Linked DNA regions of Homo sapiens: region 1 is linked to region 2. A link is an interaction called in ENCODE POLR2A ChIA-PET data of the cell type or tissue named here. Cell type or tissue: GM12878. All regions are shown on one strand.

Region 1 (8,000 bases), 62 kb after region 2:
CATGCAGGGTCAGCACGTGGGCAGGGTGGAAAAGTGTCAGGTGCCCCATCAGCAATTCCTAAAAAGGAGGAAAGACAGTGGAGGGGGTGGAGGTGGTGTGGATTGAGGGCTGGTGAACCCTCAAGTGGGAGAATCCCTTAAGTGGCAAGTGGGAGCTCTGCTGGCTCCTCCCTATGCTACTCATGTTGTGGTCCATGAACTAGCAGCATCAGCCTCTCCTGGAGCTTATTAAATACCGCAGCCCTTCACACTCATCCCAGACCTCCTGAATCAGAATCTGCATTTTAACAAAATACTCAGGTGATTCATAGGCACATTTAAGTTTGGGAAGCCAAAAATTTTAAATCGAGTCAGATCCTTATCATGTGACCATGGATGCAACACCTGAGTCCTCCCAGCCCCAGCTGCCCCATCTGTAGAGATAAAGCTGTGTATGCCTCACAGAAGTGTCATGAGGGCTCTGTGTGATCACGTATGCCAAAAGCCTAGCCCAGAGCCCGGCAGGTAACAGCTGTCCAAACTGTTAGCTTCCTTCCTTCTCGAGAAGCCAGAAGGAAGGAGGCTTCTGCCTCCATCCCAAATCCTGCCTGCACATCTGGGAGGGGAGGAAAAGACCCCCATGGGGCCACAACAGATGGGGACAGGGTGGGAGCAGAGGGAAAGGAGGAGAGGAGAGGAAGTCAAGAAGAAAAATAAAAACAAGCAGCAGAGACCATCTGAATCCCGGGAGGCAGGCAACATGCAAAGCCCAGAGACACAACCGGTTCAGCTCACGTCGCAAATTGAGTGCTGCCAGAAGCCAGCAAGCCAGGAGGGACGGAGGAGCGAGGGCCACATGGCTGTGTCCTTTCAGACCGTGTAGGACAATGCTCTTCCAGACCAGCTCTGAACTGGTTCCTGAGGTCAGGGCAGACACTACACTGAGGGTCACTGGAGCAACCAGACAGAAGCTGGGGCCTTGGGCCAAGTCCTGAGAAGGGTCAAAGTGAACTGGAGAACACTTATCCAGAGGACCGTCAACCAGAGGAGCTCGGGGGTCAGGGACGGGGCGGTGCTGAGCTGTGTAATCTTGGCCAAATGATTTAACTTCTCCGGGTCTCAGTAAAATAGGGTACACCCACCTGCTTAGGGTTCTTATGAGGATTAACGAGAAGGGCTTCACATAGTGTCTAGTGCAAAGTAGATACTCAAAAGACAATGGCCATCAGTGAGATTACTACACAAGAGTCCTTAAGCAACTACAGCTGCAGCCTCTCTGGGTTGCTGGGCCTTCCTGTAGCTTCCTCACACCCAGTCACTGAGTTAACCCTTCATGCTCTGAGACAGACCCAGTTCACACCACCAACTCACACGTCAATGGCAGCCATAGCCTCCTGCCTCTACTCCAGCCCCCACCAGGCGGCTAGACACAGAGCAGCCACAGCTATCTTCTCAAGACACAGACCTGACCCCACTGGCTCCCTCTGATTCCTCCCAGGTAAAGACTGAAACTCTTTCTGTGGCCTGTAAGGTCCTGCACGGTGTGTCTCCTGCCTCCCTGTCCCACATCATTTCACACCAGCACCCACTCCCTACTGCCACTCTGAGTCCTGCTGGCTTCTTTCCACCCCTGGCACTTGACAGGATCTGTCCCCTGACATAGCCTCTGCGCATGCTGTTCCCTCTCCCGGAACACGCTTCCCACACATAAAGGCTTTGCCTACTTATCTCCTATTCATCCTTCACTCTACTTCCTGGAGGAAACTTTTTTTTGAGCTTGCAGATCATATAAGGAGCCTTTCTGCACGCTCTCATGGCCTTCTGAAGGTACAGAGGCTTCTGGAGCTGAGCACACTGGGAAATTAAGCATTTATTATTAAACATTTATATGCATGAGTATTTTATTAATGCTCACTACTGTATCCCTGGCACCTGGCACATAGTAAGTGCTCAATAAACACTTGGAGAGGGGATTAGGAGCCTGGCCATTCCCTTGTGCCCATATCACCCACTCGTCCTACAAGGTCCTGCTCTCTCTCTCCTCATCCCCTAGGTCTTCATTCCCCATACACATGGGACAAACCCTGACACTACCTGATCCACGCCATATGTCCATGACCCATAGGCCTGGCACCAGAGATCCAAACGTTTCTAGATCTGATTTTCTTGAAAGCAGCTTTGGGTCATGGCCAAGGGAGGCGTGTGCCGCCGCCTCAGCAGTAAATGCTGATGAAGCTGTCTGGACCAGCTGAGCTGAGATCAGGAAATGCCAAGATTTAAAAGCATCCAGAACCCATTTATTTATTGTTGTTCTTGCACTTCCAGGCTATTTTGAGCTTCAGATCAATCGGTTGGCCCTCTTCTCTCCAAATGTCACTCCTGAAACACCCAACATGCACCTGGCCCCACCTGTTGGGACTCAGCTCCCCCTGCCCCATCTGTCACATGACAACAGCAGCAAAAACAGCGGAGGCTGTTTACCAGGTGCCTCTGTGAGTTGTAAGTGCTCTCACCAAAAGTGCCTAACAGTCCCAAAGGGAGGTATTGTTAGCCATTTAAGACATGGGGAAATTGAAGTGAAGAAATTTGCCCAGGGTCACACAGCTAGAGAGTGCTGAAACTGGGATTCAACCCCAGATCTTCCAAATCCAAAGACCAGGCTCGTAATTGCTTGGCAATACTGCCTGCCTCACTCCTATCAAAGCTCCCCATACGCACTGTAGTTTTTCTCATCTCTGAGTTCTTGGTGATATCTTTCTAGCGACCTGCAATGACCACCAATGTTTTCGCACCACTGGTCAAAAGCCATCCCTCCCCTCGTGCACTGCTATGGGAAGACTGCCAAGATGGGCTGTTAGGTGGAAGGGGATGTTAACGTTACATGATCCTGTTTACACTTTTTTTATGATGCATAGATAGGTACACTTCATATATCCATAGATTATTGCAAGAAGGACACACAAGAATAGTAGGAGTTGGAGGAAATAGGAATAAGGAGTTGGTTAGGCATGGGAGAGGTCAGAGAATATTTACTTTCTATTTTATGTCCTTCTTTACTCTTTGAAGGTTTTTATTTTTATCATATACATGCTGCAACTCATTCCTCAAAACCCAATTCCAGCCAAGCGCAATGGCTCACACCTGTAATCCCAGCACTTTGGGAGGCCGAGATGGGTGAATTACCTGAGGTCAGGAGTTCGAGACCAACCTGGCCAACATGGCAAAACCATCTCTATTTTAAAAAATGCAAAAATTAGCCAGGTGTGGTGGCGTACACCTGTAGTCCCAGCTATTCAGGAGGCTGAGGCAGGATAATCACTTGAACCCGGGAGGCGGAGGTTGCAGTGAGCTGAGATTGTGCCACTGCACTCCAGCCTGGGTGACAAGAGCAAGACTTCGTCTCAAAAAAAAAAAAAAAAAAAAACAACAACAAGCAAACAAACAAACAAAAAAGCCCATTCATATGCCACCTCCCTGATGGAGCCTGCCCTGAATGCCCCAGCTTCTCCTTCCTCCAGTCTCTCTCTGGGCATTTAGGTCACTGAGCCTGTGTCCCCAGTGCACATACATATCAGCAGGAGCCTCAGGGCCTGGTTCAGTGTCTCGGGCTTCCAGGGTCTCCCTTCAATCGAGCCTAAGCCTTTGCTCAGGGAAGGGCATGAGAGCCCTGGTGAATGAATAACTATTTTACTTTCTATCTTGGTCCATGCCTCCTGAAGCCAAAGAAGCTGGAAACTCTAAAATGGAGCTTAGGGGTGGGGAGGAGAAGAGGAGAGCAGAGAATCAGAGGGTAAATTCAGCTCCTGGAAGCCTGCCCAGTGCTCATCCCTGGGAAATGACTCAAGCACCACTTATGCCAGCAGACAGTCCATTTGGGCCCTGAGGTCACCAAACCTCGTCATGGTCCTGCTTATTAAATATAGAGGTGTGTGAAATAAAGCCACCACTTCTTGTTCTGGGATTCTGAGGAAGGGACAGACAGACAGGGATGAGAGGTGAGGAATCTGTCCCCCATTCTCCACCCTTCACAGTCCATCTAGTGAGGTCTCCACTGTGGCTGAGTTTGGACCACCAGGTCACACTTGGCTCTTGGTGGGAGCTTAGCAAATGTCCTATCTCACCTCTCAGGCAGCAAGGAGGTCTCTGCCTTCCTCAGCACCCAGCCCCTGCTTGGGGGCTAGGGACCTCTGAGAGCTTGGTAATATTTGGCCCATAAGAATCACTGCCCTTTGCTGAGCCTCTCTTTTGTGCCAAGCACATTATGGACATCTTGTTTATACTGTCCAACAACCACATAAAGGCAGGTAGACAGACTGTCCAGTCCACTCTACAGATGAGGAAACTGAGTCCCAGGGATGGTAAGCAATGTGCTCAAAATCACTCAGCTAAGTTAGGGGTAGTCGGAATTGGACCAAAGTCTGCTGGTCATCTGAGCCATACCAAGGTTGCAACAGGGGAAGAACGTGAACTAGAACTCCATTGGCTGGAGCTATGTGATTATAATCAGGCCACCCCATGGCCCTAGGCCTCAGCCTTCTCGTTTGCTCAGTGGACTGGCTGCTCACAGGCAGCACGGGAATCAACTAAGCTGAGGCCATGCTTCTCTATCTCTGATCACATACCTGGAGTGGCAAGACATACTCAGAGGCATACACAGGAGGCATGGTGCCTCTTTTCAGAACTCCATTTTACCCCCAAGATTTGCCATAATAAAGTCAAGTCATTTAACTGGAAAGGGGAACATTCTTGTATTATAAAAACAGAACTAAACAAAACAAAAAAACAAGGGCGTGTTAGAGACTAGAAATGCAAATGCTGGATTAATTTTTTCAGACAAAATATGATTTTTTTGTGGTGCGGACTCTATTCAAATCAGTTGTAGGTTTAGCTGATGGGGCTACTTTGGAGGCAATGGTGGACTGTTCTGAACGCTGACTTTGGAATGAGAAAGATGTGCATTAATTTGGGCTTGGTCCCTTAACCAGCTGTGTGGCCCTGGCCAAGACACTCAACCTCTCTGGGCCTTAGCTCTTTTATCTGTAAAATGGGAATGATAAGATCATACTTGTAAAGTAAGGGTCCTTAACCTTTTTTGAGCCATGGGTCCCTCTGAGATCTGATGAAGCCTATAAACTTCTCACAACATTTATGAATGCATAAAATAAAAAAATAAATGAATTGTTTTTTGGCGGGGGGTGGGGATGGAGTTTTGCTCTGTCGCCCAGGCTGGGTGCAATGGTGCAATCTCGGCTCACTGCAACCTCTGCCTCCCAGATTCAAGCAATTCTCCTGCCTCAGCCTCCCTAATAGCTGGGATTACAGGCACACGCCACCACACCCAGCTAATTTTTATATTTTTAGTAGAGACAAGGTTTCACCATGTTGGCCAGGCTGGTCTCGAACTCCTCACCTCAAGTGATTCACCCGCCTCGGCCTCCCAAGGTGTTGGGATTACAGGTGTGAGCCACCGCGCCCAGCCGAAACATTTTTAAATGCACCAAATGAAATGTAGAATTATAAAGAAAACCAATACTATCAAAATATATTTACAAAATAATAAAAAAAGAATCTGTTATGGTAGTGTTTCCTTATTAACAAATAACAAGAGCTAGTGGCATGCCTAATAATTACTTATAATTTGGAAATAGCAATGAGCCTAAATATTTGTAGATATCTTGAACAACTGTGATATACAAATATCTGTGATTTCCATTGACAACAAAGTCACCGTTACCACTAATACTTTTTTTTGTCCCCTACATTCATAAAGGAAATGCTAAATTTCAGCTAGAGATTCATGAAAACAAAGATGTAATTTTTTTCCATCCAAGTTCACAGACCCCTTAAACGTGAGGTTTAAAGCATTGTAACACAGTGCCTGGCACACTGTCAATGTTCTTTAAGGCTGGCTGGTCTAGGTTATCCCAGGCTCTGATCCCAGACACACCAGGGCTGGAAGCTCCACCTATGCGCCAATAGGAGTCCTGCAGAGGAGCATTTTGGGCAGCCTTGAGCCCGTCCAGGGTTCAAGGAGGGATGTGGGTCACTCCAAGCTGTTGGGCGAGGGAGGGAGGCCCTTCAAGCTAATCCAGAAGCTTAGGGCTGGAAGAGGGATAAGCTGCAGTTAGAAATGCACACAGGCTGTCTCGGAGCAAAACAAACCGTGTCCTTCCATGCATTAACTCTGTCCTCGGCTATGCCTGCAAAGGAGCCCTTTCAAATCCTTCCTCCTTGATATCTCCACCTGAGTGGTTTATCAGCATCTCCTCCTTAGATCCAAATGGAATTCTATTTCCACCCAAACCAGTTTCTCCTTCAGTCTCTCCTAGGTCAGTAAATGGCAAACCCTTCACCCAGCTGCTGAGGAGCAAAATTTAAGTATTCCTCTCTTCCCTCGCCCTCACATGCCATCCATCAGCCAGTCTTGTCTGCACTCTCTCCAAAATACCATTCTCATCTCTCTCTCTCTGCTGCCACCATACTGGTGCATACAATCATCTCTTACTAGACTTCCAGCAGATGCCCAGCTGGCCTCCCACTCCCACACTTGCTCACCCCACCCCAAGTTGGTCTCTCCCACAGTAGCCAAAATTATCTTTAAAAGATGTAAATCAGGACTATGTTACCCACCCACTGCTCAAAATTCTCCAAAGACGCTCCTATTGCACTCAGAATGAAATCCAAACACCTGTGGCTTATAAGGCCCTTGCCTACCCTGCCAGCATCCTCTTCTGCCACTTTCTGCCTCACTGACCATGCCACAGCCATCCTGACATCCTTTACATTGGAGCTCAATAGCTGGTCACTGCCCCAGTGTCTATCCACAAGCCATTTTTGCATGGCTGGTTACTTTCTGATGTTTAGATCAAATGTCACCTCCTCCAACAGGCCCCCCCTACTCCACCGACTGCTCACTCTGAAGTGGCCACCACCCTCCCTACTCCGTCACACTCTCCATCGCATGGCTGTGTCTTATTTTCTTCATGATCTACATCACTGTCTGAAATGGCCTTGTTAGTTCTGTCCAGATGTGTGTTACTGGTCGACCCCCACCAGAACGGAAGCCTCTCCATGCTTCCTGCTGCACCTCGGCACACAGTAGGCACTCTTCAGATTTTAGTGAGCCTTCTCTTATGTGGGAAAATGGGCTGAGCTCTTGACATGCATCATGTCACTCAATCCTCATGACTGGTATTATTCCCAATTTACAGAGGAGGAAACTGAGGAGGCCTAATGAGGTTCCCCAGCTGGGTTAAGGGAAGTCTGACTCCAAAACAGGGTACTTAATCACTGTTATACTGTGAAAAAAAAAGATAATCATCCCCCCCTGCCCCCACCATCATCCCCAAACAGCAGACATGGGAAGGATGGTTCTGCAAAAAACTGCAGATGAATGGGGCTGAGGTGACAGTATCCCAGGCCTCAAGATGCTGTGACCTCATCCCGCTCAGAAGCTGCCGCCCTCCTGCGTCCTCTGCCCTGAGGAGCTGGCTGGCAGAGACATGGCATCCACACCTGTACTCAGATTTGCATTTGGTGCCCTGGAAACTCCCCACTGCTCCTTTCTCCTCAGTTGCCTTTTCCAGGCCTCTAATCTCCAGATCAGGTTTCCAGAGCTGTGAAATGTCCTCTCTTAGGTAATTCTCCAGCTTGAGACTAGACGTCTGGGATTTAGAACAACAGAGCCCCAGGTGGAAAAAGACCTTGACAGCCACTTAGTCCAATGCCCCACCTTATGCTTTAACTACAATAGCTGCAGGTACCTCATGAGATAGGTCCCCTTTTTATCTCCATTTTACAGGTGAGGAAACTTGAGGCGCAGGGAGGTTTGCTAACTTCCCTTAGAGACACCCAACTAAGTAGGTAGTTGTCCAGAGATTGGAACTCAGGAAATCTGACGCCCTAAGCTATGACATGTAATTTCTATGCTAGAATAAGAACAAAAACCTTTTCATTTCAGAGCTGCTGCAAGGGAGGCATAGGTGCCAGAATTATAGAACAGCAGAGTGAAAGGGAGCCTT
Region 2 (8,000 bases):
ATTTTTTTTTTTTTTTTTTTTGAGACAGAATCTCACTCTGTCACCCAGGTTGGAGTGCAGTGGTGCGATCTCAGCTCACTGCAACCTCTACCTCCCAGGTTCAAGAAATTCTCCTGCCTCAGTCTCCCAAGCAGCTGGGACTTCAGGCATGTGCCACCACACCGGGCTAATTTTTGTATTTTTAGTAGAGACGGGGTTTTGCCTTGTTGGCCAGGATGGTCTCAAACTCCTGGCCTCAAACGATCCACCCGCCTCGGCCTCCCAAAGTGCTGGGATTACAGGCGTGAGCCATGGTGCCCAGCTGAGGGAATGAGTTTTAATCATCAGGAATATTATTAAATAAGGGAGACTGGGCTAAGTGCTTTATATATGTTATCAAAACCACACTGTGGGGTAGGTATTATTACTGTCCTGATTTAATGGCTGAAGGTAAGCTCTGGTAGTGACCCGCCCAAGATCGCAGTTTGTGGCAGAGCCTGGACCGGAACCCAGGCATCTCTGAACACAGTCGGCTCTGGCACTTCACAGCGGGCCGTGGATTTGCTGTTCTTATATTGGGCAAATCCACTCCATCAATCTGCATCTCAATTTCCTTACCTAAAGATGTAGAAGTGATGAATCTTATTTTCCTACCTCACAGGAATTTGAGGACCAGAGGAGATAAATTGCTCATAAAGTATAATGTGCTATGCTCAAAGAGCTGTAAGAGCCTTTAAGAATCATCTTCTAGGTGGCTCATGCCTGTAATCCCAGCACTTTGGGAGGCCAAGGCAGGTGGATCATTTGAGGTCAGGAGTTCGAGACCAGCCTGACCAAAATGGTGAAACCCCATCTCTACTAAATCCAAAAAAACAAATTAGCTGGGTTGGTGGTGCATGCCTGTAATCCCAGCTACTTGGGAGGCTGAGGCAGGAGAATCACTTGAACCTGGGAGGCGGAGGTTGCAGTGAGCCGAGATTGCACCACTGCACTCTAGCCTGGTCAACAGAGCAAAACTCAGTTTCAAAAAAAAAAAAATCATCTTCTCAACATCCCGATTTCACTCAGAAAATATTTACTGAGTATCCTTGTGTCCCAGACCTTGTGCTAGGCCAGGGCCACCCCAGGGAATGAGGCTGCCAATGTCCCTGCCCTCTCCAGGTTCTCAGCCTCTCGGGGAGACAAGCAAAGGGAGTCATGACAAGGAAGCAAGATGTGGTAAGAGAGGGCTTTGGGAGCTTCCAATGGGGGACTCCACTAGGGGGCCAGAAGAGGCTTCTTGGAGGAAGTGACATATAAGTGGAGGCCTCAAGGAAGAAAACGGGAGGTTAGAGTGTTCCAGCAAAGTGAACAGCTTGGGTTGAGCATGGTGGCTCATGCCTGTAATCCCAGCACTTTGAGAAGCCAAGGCAGAAGAATCACTTGAGGCCAGGAGCTTGAGACCAGCCTAGGCAACATAGGGAGACCCTGTATCTACAAAAATAAAAAAAATTACCTGGGTGTGGTGGCATGAGCCTGTAGTTCCAGCTACTTGGGAGGCTGAGGTGGGAGGATGGGTTGAGCCCAGGAGTTTGAGGCTGCAGTGAGCTATGTTTGTGCCACTGCACTCCAGCCTGGATGACAGTGAGGCCCTGTCTTGGAAAGAAAAAAAAAAGAAAAGAGCAGCTTGTGTGAGGCTCACAGAATGGAGGACACACTCCAGGAACTAAGAGATTTGGATTGCTTGGAGAATGCAAGATGGTCAAGGGCAGGAGGACACTGGGTCATGGAGTTTGAAAGCCATAGTAAGGGGTTTTCACTTCATGCTGAAGGACAGGGGCGCCACAGGAGGCTTCTAAGCAGGTGAGGCATGGGCTGGTGTAGACCGGAGGCCCTGCAGTATCAGCACGGTGGCGGGAGGCCTGCTACTCCGAAGCAGCTCATTCCAGTGTTGGACGTTTCCAGCTGTGCCACCCGCTTGAGCCCAGACCCTGTGGCCTGGCCCTTGCACCAGAGGCACATACTCTCTCTTCTAGGAATTCTCCCGTTTCCACGAGGAGATCACCCCAATGTTGGACGGGATCACCAACAATCGCAAGGAGTGGAAGGCGCTTGCTGATGAGTACGATGCCAAGATGAAGGTGCAGGAGGAGAAGAAGCAGAAACAGCAGTCGGCCAAGTCAGGTTTGTGGAAGGGGGAAGCAGGGACTCCCACCACCCCACTCCCTGAGCACTCAGTGTCTGCGTCCTGCCTCAGAGACTCTTACACGGAGTCTCATTCAGGCCTCCTGATGGCCAATACTGTCCCCATTCTGTGTGTGAGAGCACCAAGGCTGGAAGAGACCAAGTCACACAGTAAGAGACAGAGCCCGGTTCCCAAGATTGAGGCTGAGGAACGATCCAGGCCTCCCAGCAAGTGCCCCGGCAACCAACATAGCACAGACTCTGATTTTAGGGCTGTGGACATATGTCCCTACCCTGGGACAAAGGAGAAGATCTATAATTATTGGTTGGAAGGAATTTTATTTTTATTTATTTATTTTTTGAGCCGGAGTCTCACTCTGTCTCCCAGGCTGGAGAGCAGTGGCACGATCTCCACTCACTGCAACCTCTACCTCCCAGGTTCAAGCAATTCTTCCGCCTCAGCTTCCTGAGTAGCTGGGATTACAGGCACCCAGTGCCATGCCTGGCTAATTTTTGTATTTTAGTAGAGATGGCGTTTCACCATGTTGGCCAGGCTGGTCTCGAACTCCTGACCTCAGGTGATCCACCCGCCTCGGCCTCTCAAAGTGTTGGGATTACAGGCATAAGCCACCGCGTCCGGACTTGGAAGGAATTTGAGGCCCTATTTCCAGCCTTCTGTCTGATGTTTGAATCCTATCTATACCATCATGAGCTTATGCTTGTATACCACCAGTGACAGAGGTCTCACTATCTTATATGACATCCTCATTCAGTACCACTATTAGAAAGGTCTTCCTAGAACTCAAATTGTTCCTTGTTGAAGCTTCCACTTAGTGGTCATGGTTCTGCCTTCAGAATCAAATGGGATTTGTTTGTTCTAACTCTTTACTACTGACAGCACTGCCCCTCCCCCAAGTCATTTCTTTTACTGATTGTGTGATCTGTTTCCTCACAGGACATGGCATCTTGTCCCTCCCTCACCCTGACTGCCCTCCTTTGCACACCCATCCCTCTTCACCCATGGCTCTTACACATGGAAAATGTCAGGGCCTCAGCTCTGCTCTGGGCAGCGTGGGTTGATTCTAAATGGGCAGCTGCAAATGTAGGGGCCACTTAGAGTTTTGTAGTTTATGCTTTGCACAACTCCGGGGAGTGTCCTGTACATCACAGATGTGTATAGCTATTTTGATTTTCCAGAAAAATGGCAGTGAGGTATCCTGGGAAATAAGTGCATTTTTCTAATTTGTACAAATTGTCTTTTGGGCAAGTAGTAAATCAGTGCAAATTTGTGGCCTTCAGATAAAAAAATACAGATTTGGCTTACATTTTTTTCTCCTTCTTTTTTTTCTTATAGCTAGAGAATCAGTACCAACATTTTTTTAAATGTGAATTTTTGGGCCACATTTTAAAATTGGAATATTTAAGATTTAAAAAATCCAGATTTACAGCCTCTTTTTCTTTCTTTTTTGGAGATAGAGTCTTGCTTTGTTGCCCAGGCTGGAGCGCAGTGGCACGATCATAGCTCACTGCAGCCTCAAATTCCCGGCCTCAAGCGATCCTCCCACCTCAGCTTCCCTAGCAGCTGGGACTTCAGGTGTATGCAACCATGCCTGGCCAATTTTTGTATTTTTTTGTAGAAACCAGGTCTTGCTATGTTGCCCAGGTTGGCCTCCAACTCTTGGGCTCAAGTGATTTTCCTGCCTCAGCCTCCTGAAGTGTTGGGATTACAGGCGTGAGCCCTGTGCCTGGCCCAGCTTTTCTTTCTAAAAGAGTAAAAAGGTAAGATCTGGCCACACCAGTCTATCATTTTTGCATGACAACAATTGGCTGAAGCCGAGTGGCAACTGCCCCCTTTAGATGAGACAGAGGCTGTCTCTAGTTTGTCATGTTCACAGCTCCCCTGGTCTCCCAGACATTGGTGCCGAGTACTGGTTCTCACTTATCATCATCCTCGTGCTGCTATTTTTCTTAGAGAAATGTTCTGTTTCCGTGATTCTCCTCACACCTGGTTTGCCTTCTGCATGTGTTGTTATCTGTTGGCCACTGAAAGCCTTTGAGTTTGCAACTCTTGGTCCAAATTAGGTCAAAGGGGAAGCCCACTGCAGCCTCTTGTCACCTGGTGTGTTCTTTTTCCTGTTTCATTGCAGCAGCCGCAGGAAATCAGCCGGGGGGAAACCCCAGCCCAGGGGGTGCAACTACATCCAAGTCCTGCTGCATCCAGTAACACCACTGGGGATGTGCTGGCTGGACGGCACCACCCTTTCCTGGGAAGAGATGACTCAAGCCAGTGGAAGACCACACACCTTGAGAAGTAGAAGAGTCATAGGATTTGAAAGCTGTTAGAGAATTTAGCTTCCAGGACTGTTCAATCTTTTGGCTTCCCTGGGCCACATTGGAAGAATTGTCTTGGGTCACACATAAAATACAGTAACACTAATGATAGCTGTTGAACTTAAAAAAAAAAATCGCCAAAAAAAAAAATTTCATAATGTTTTAAGAAAGTTTATGAATTTGTGTTGGGCCGCATTCAAAGCCGTCCTGGGCTGCATGTGGCCCACGGGCCGTGGGTTGAACAAGCTTGGCTTATACCTTATCCAGTGGCTTTTAAACATTCTTTTAGTCTTGAGAACTGCCTATTGAGCTAAAACCAATATTCTAGCTTTCATAGACATCAGTTAAACATTTAATTACATTTAATTAATGCCAGATTCACTGGCTTGCTTAGAATCATTTTTGTTCTTATACTTTCAGTTAATGTATTGTAAAAATTTTCAATCATTTTCAAAAGTAGAGAATTGTACGTTGAATCCCCACATACCCATCACCCAGATTCCAATATCAAGATTTTGCTACATGCATTTCGTCTGTCCTTTTTACATTTTCTTTTCAATTTTTTTTCTTACCTGAAGTGTTTAAAGGCAAATCCTGGCCAGGCGTGGTGGCTCACACCTGTAATCCCAGCACTTCAGGAGGCTGAGGTGGGCAGACTGCATGAGCCCAGGAGTCTGAGACCAACCTGAGCAAAATGGCAAAACCCTGTCTCTACAAAAAATACAAAAATTAGCACTCACCTGTAGTCTCAGCTACCTGGGAGGCAGAGGTGAGAGGATCTCTTGAACCCAGGAGGCGGAAGTTGCAGTGAGCTGAGATCATGCTACTGCACTCCAGCTTGGGCGACCGAGCGAGACTCTGACTCAAACAAAAGCAAAAGAAAAGGCAAATCCCAAACATATCATTTCACACCTCTACTATCTCATCTTTAAAGAAATAAGTATGTTTTCTAACATAACCACATCACTGGCCCATGCAACCAATGCCTGCCTAATACCCAGCTGTGATCTATGCTTTGATGGGCTGCACAGACCCCAAGCTTCAGCAAAGGACTTGGGACCCCACCAGCTTTGAGTGCTGTTGACAGACCCTTAGTATCAACCCCATCAGGTGTTACTGCAGCCTTCCCCAGGGTGGCCTACACCCAATGACTGATCCATGCCAGGTGGAGAGGCCTGGCCATCTTGGCTGAGCATGGGATAACTGTGCAGGGCTGTTCCAGCTCCACGACTCCTCGTGGGGTCCACTAAGGCTGTCGCTGGGCTCACATCCCAACTCGACTTCTCCCTCTGCCCACTCCTATTTCCTTCCCTTCCCCAAGCATCGGTCCCCAGGGCACTGCTTAATAAGCATCCTGCAGACTAAGTCCATTTTAGAGTCTGCTTTCTGGGACACCCAACTTGTGATGCCAGCCCTTAATCAACCTTCCTTCATTCTCATGAACGTTTTCAATGGTTGGCTTGCCTGAATCTGATCCAAACAAATTCACATATTGAATTTAGTTGTTTCTTTTTGTTGGTTTTTAGAAAAAAGAAGATGTACTTTTTATTCTTGGATTTTTCATTGATTTCACAGAGTATAAATTAAGTCAGATTATTCTCAATTCCAGAACTTCTGTTTCTTAAATTAGCAGGCATTCTGTTGGTTTAAAAAGATAGATGTTGGCCGGGCGCGGTGGCTCACGCCTGTAATTCCAGCACTTTGGGAGGCCAAGGTGGGTGGATCACCTGAGGTCAGGAGTTCAAGACCAGCCTGGCCAACATGGTGAAACCCCATCTCTACTAAAAATACAAAAATTAGCTGGGTGTGGTGGTGTGCACCTGTAATCCCAGCTACTCAGGAGGCTGAGGCAGGAGAATCGCTTGAACCTGGGAGGCGAAGGTTGCAGTGAGCTGAGATCATGCCACTGCACTCCAGCCTGGGCAACAAGAGCAAGACTCCGTCTCAAAAAAAAAAAAAAGAAAAAAAAAAGATGTGGCAGATAGAATTTCTCTCTTTCTCTATCTTTCATGACGAGGTCTCACTCTGTCGCCCAGGCTGGAGTGCAGTGGTATGACCATAGCTCACTGGAGCCCCAGCTGCCCGGGCTCAAGCAATCCTCCATCTCAGCTTACCAAGCAGCGGTGACCACAGGCATGCACCACCATGCCCAGCTAATTTTTTAAAACCTATCTTTGTAGACATGGGGTCTCATTCTGTTGCCCAGGCTGGCCTCAAACTCCTGACTTCAAGCAATCCTCCTGCCTCAGCCTCCCAAAGTGTTGGGATTACAGGCGTGAGCCACTGCACCTGGCCAGGACTTATTTCTTTTAAACCGAATCTAAGTATGTTCTGGCAAGTATGCAATACCTAGCGGAATGCACTGGCCTGATCAGCATTCATACCATAGTAACTGATGTTGAAAACAGCACAAATAAACCAGAAGTTGAAAATGGCAATAACATGCTAAAAATTTGCAAGTCAATTTGTTACACTTGTCCAAATCTTGATTTTTTTTCCTTCTCTATCGTTCCCCCCCCACCACCAGCTTTATGGAGGTATAATTAGCAAATAAAAAGTATACATATTTAAGGTATACACTGTGATGTTTTGATATACATTGTGAAATGGTTACCATAATTAAGCTAATTAATATATCCATCACCTCACATAGCCATGGTTAAGTTTCTGAAGTCTCTTTTAATCTACAAAGTACTCCTTCCTTTTTTCCATTGTCATCACCTTGCAGAAACAGAGTCAGTTTTCCCACATTCTGTATTTATCTGTTTGTTTCTTTGTGGCCGCATGTAACACATTCCTCTGTCTCATTCTAATAAATGGACATTAGCTCTAGAACTTTTCTTCCTTCCACACTGAATGTTATGCAGAAACTAATATATTAAAACAGTTGCTTTGAGGAGAGGGAGCCACATGGTTTCCCCAAACGGTAAACCACTCATCTACTGTAATCTCTCTTTTTAGACACATGAGGAAATTGAAGGCCAGTGAGAAGACGGGGCTGGGCCAAGTTCCTGGCACAGTTCCCTGGCTTCCCTCCAGGAGATGCCCAGGATCACAGAGAACATAGTGTACAGGGCAGCCACATCCTGGTGGCCTCCACAGTAGATCAATCTGGGCTCCTGACGCATGGGCCCTGCTCATGTTTGCAGGTGGTGATGTCAATAGAGAACTGGGTCTGGAACTTGCATCTTTAAACTCCCAAACTAGATGTTCTGCCCTGCTGCAATGCACACCCTGATAGCAGTGGTCTTTAAGCAGAGGCCTGTCCTAAGAACATCACGTTTGGTGGTTACATGGCAGAGTAGCAAGGAGAAATAAGTGTCACTCAGGAACACACGGGCATTGATGTTGCTGGTCCTGACTCTGCTGCCATGTTTCTGAGTCCCTTCGGCAGGTTCCTTCTGCTCCACTTCCCAGCCTTCCCAATCTGTCAAAAAAAGGTCAAGATCCTTGCAGTGCCTCTCTCAGAGGACTATGGTTAGCACCAAATGAGACTGAGCTGAATGAGGATCACAGCTGATGCTGAT

The links. ChIA-PET counts read pairs that join two places held together with the same protein. Peaks named below come from ENCODE experiments on the same cell type or tissue, not always from the same donor. Only the 100,000 strongest peaks of a DNase experiment are listed, where the experiment ranks them.
Region 1: POLR2A ChIA-PET joins it to region 2 with 5 read pairs; 3 of 35 experiments call an interaction of 5 or more read pairs at or near these places.

Annotation. Positions count from the first base shown.
Region 1 is chr5:149,795,097-149,803,096 of GRCh38, reverse strand. The region is part of intron 1 of PPARGC1B (PPARG coactivator 1 beta); the gene reads right to left. Among named protein-coding and RNA genes, the nearest start is that of MIR378A, 66 kb to the right of the region's middle. In GM12878, no CTCF peak of the experiment used is centred here; no DNase peak of the experiment used is centred here; H3K27ac peaks cover 1,863 bases.
Region 2 is chr5:149,857,261-149,865,260 of GRCh38, reverse strand. PDE6A (phosphodiesterase 6A) reads left to right here. Exons shown (of 22, transcript NM_000440.3): 21 at 1,995-2,142; 22 at 4,290-7,308. The coding sequence ends at 4,366. It also overlaps a transcript of PPARGC1B not described here. Among named protein-coding and RNA genes, the nearest start is that of PDE6A, 84 kb to the left of the region's middle. In GM12878, no CTCF peak of the experiment used is centred here; a DNase peak (open chromatin) is centred at 4,220; H3K27ac peaks cover 384 bases.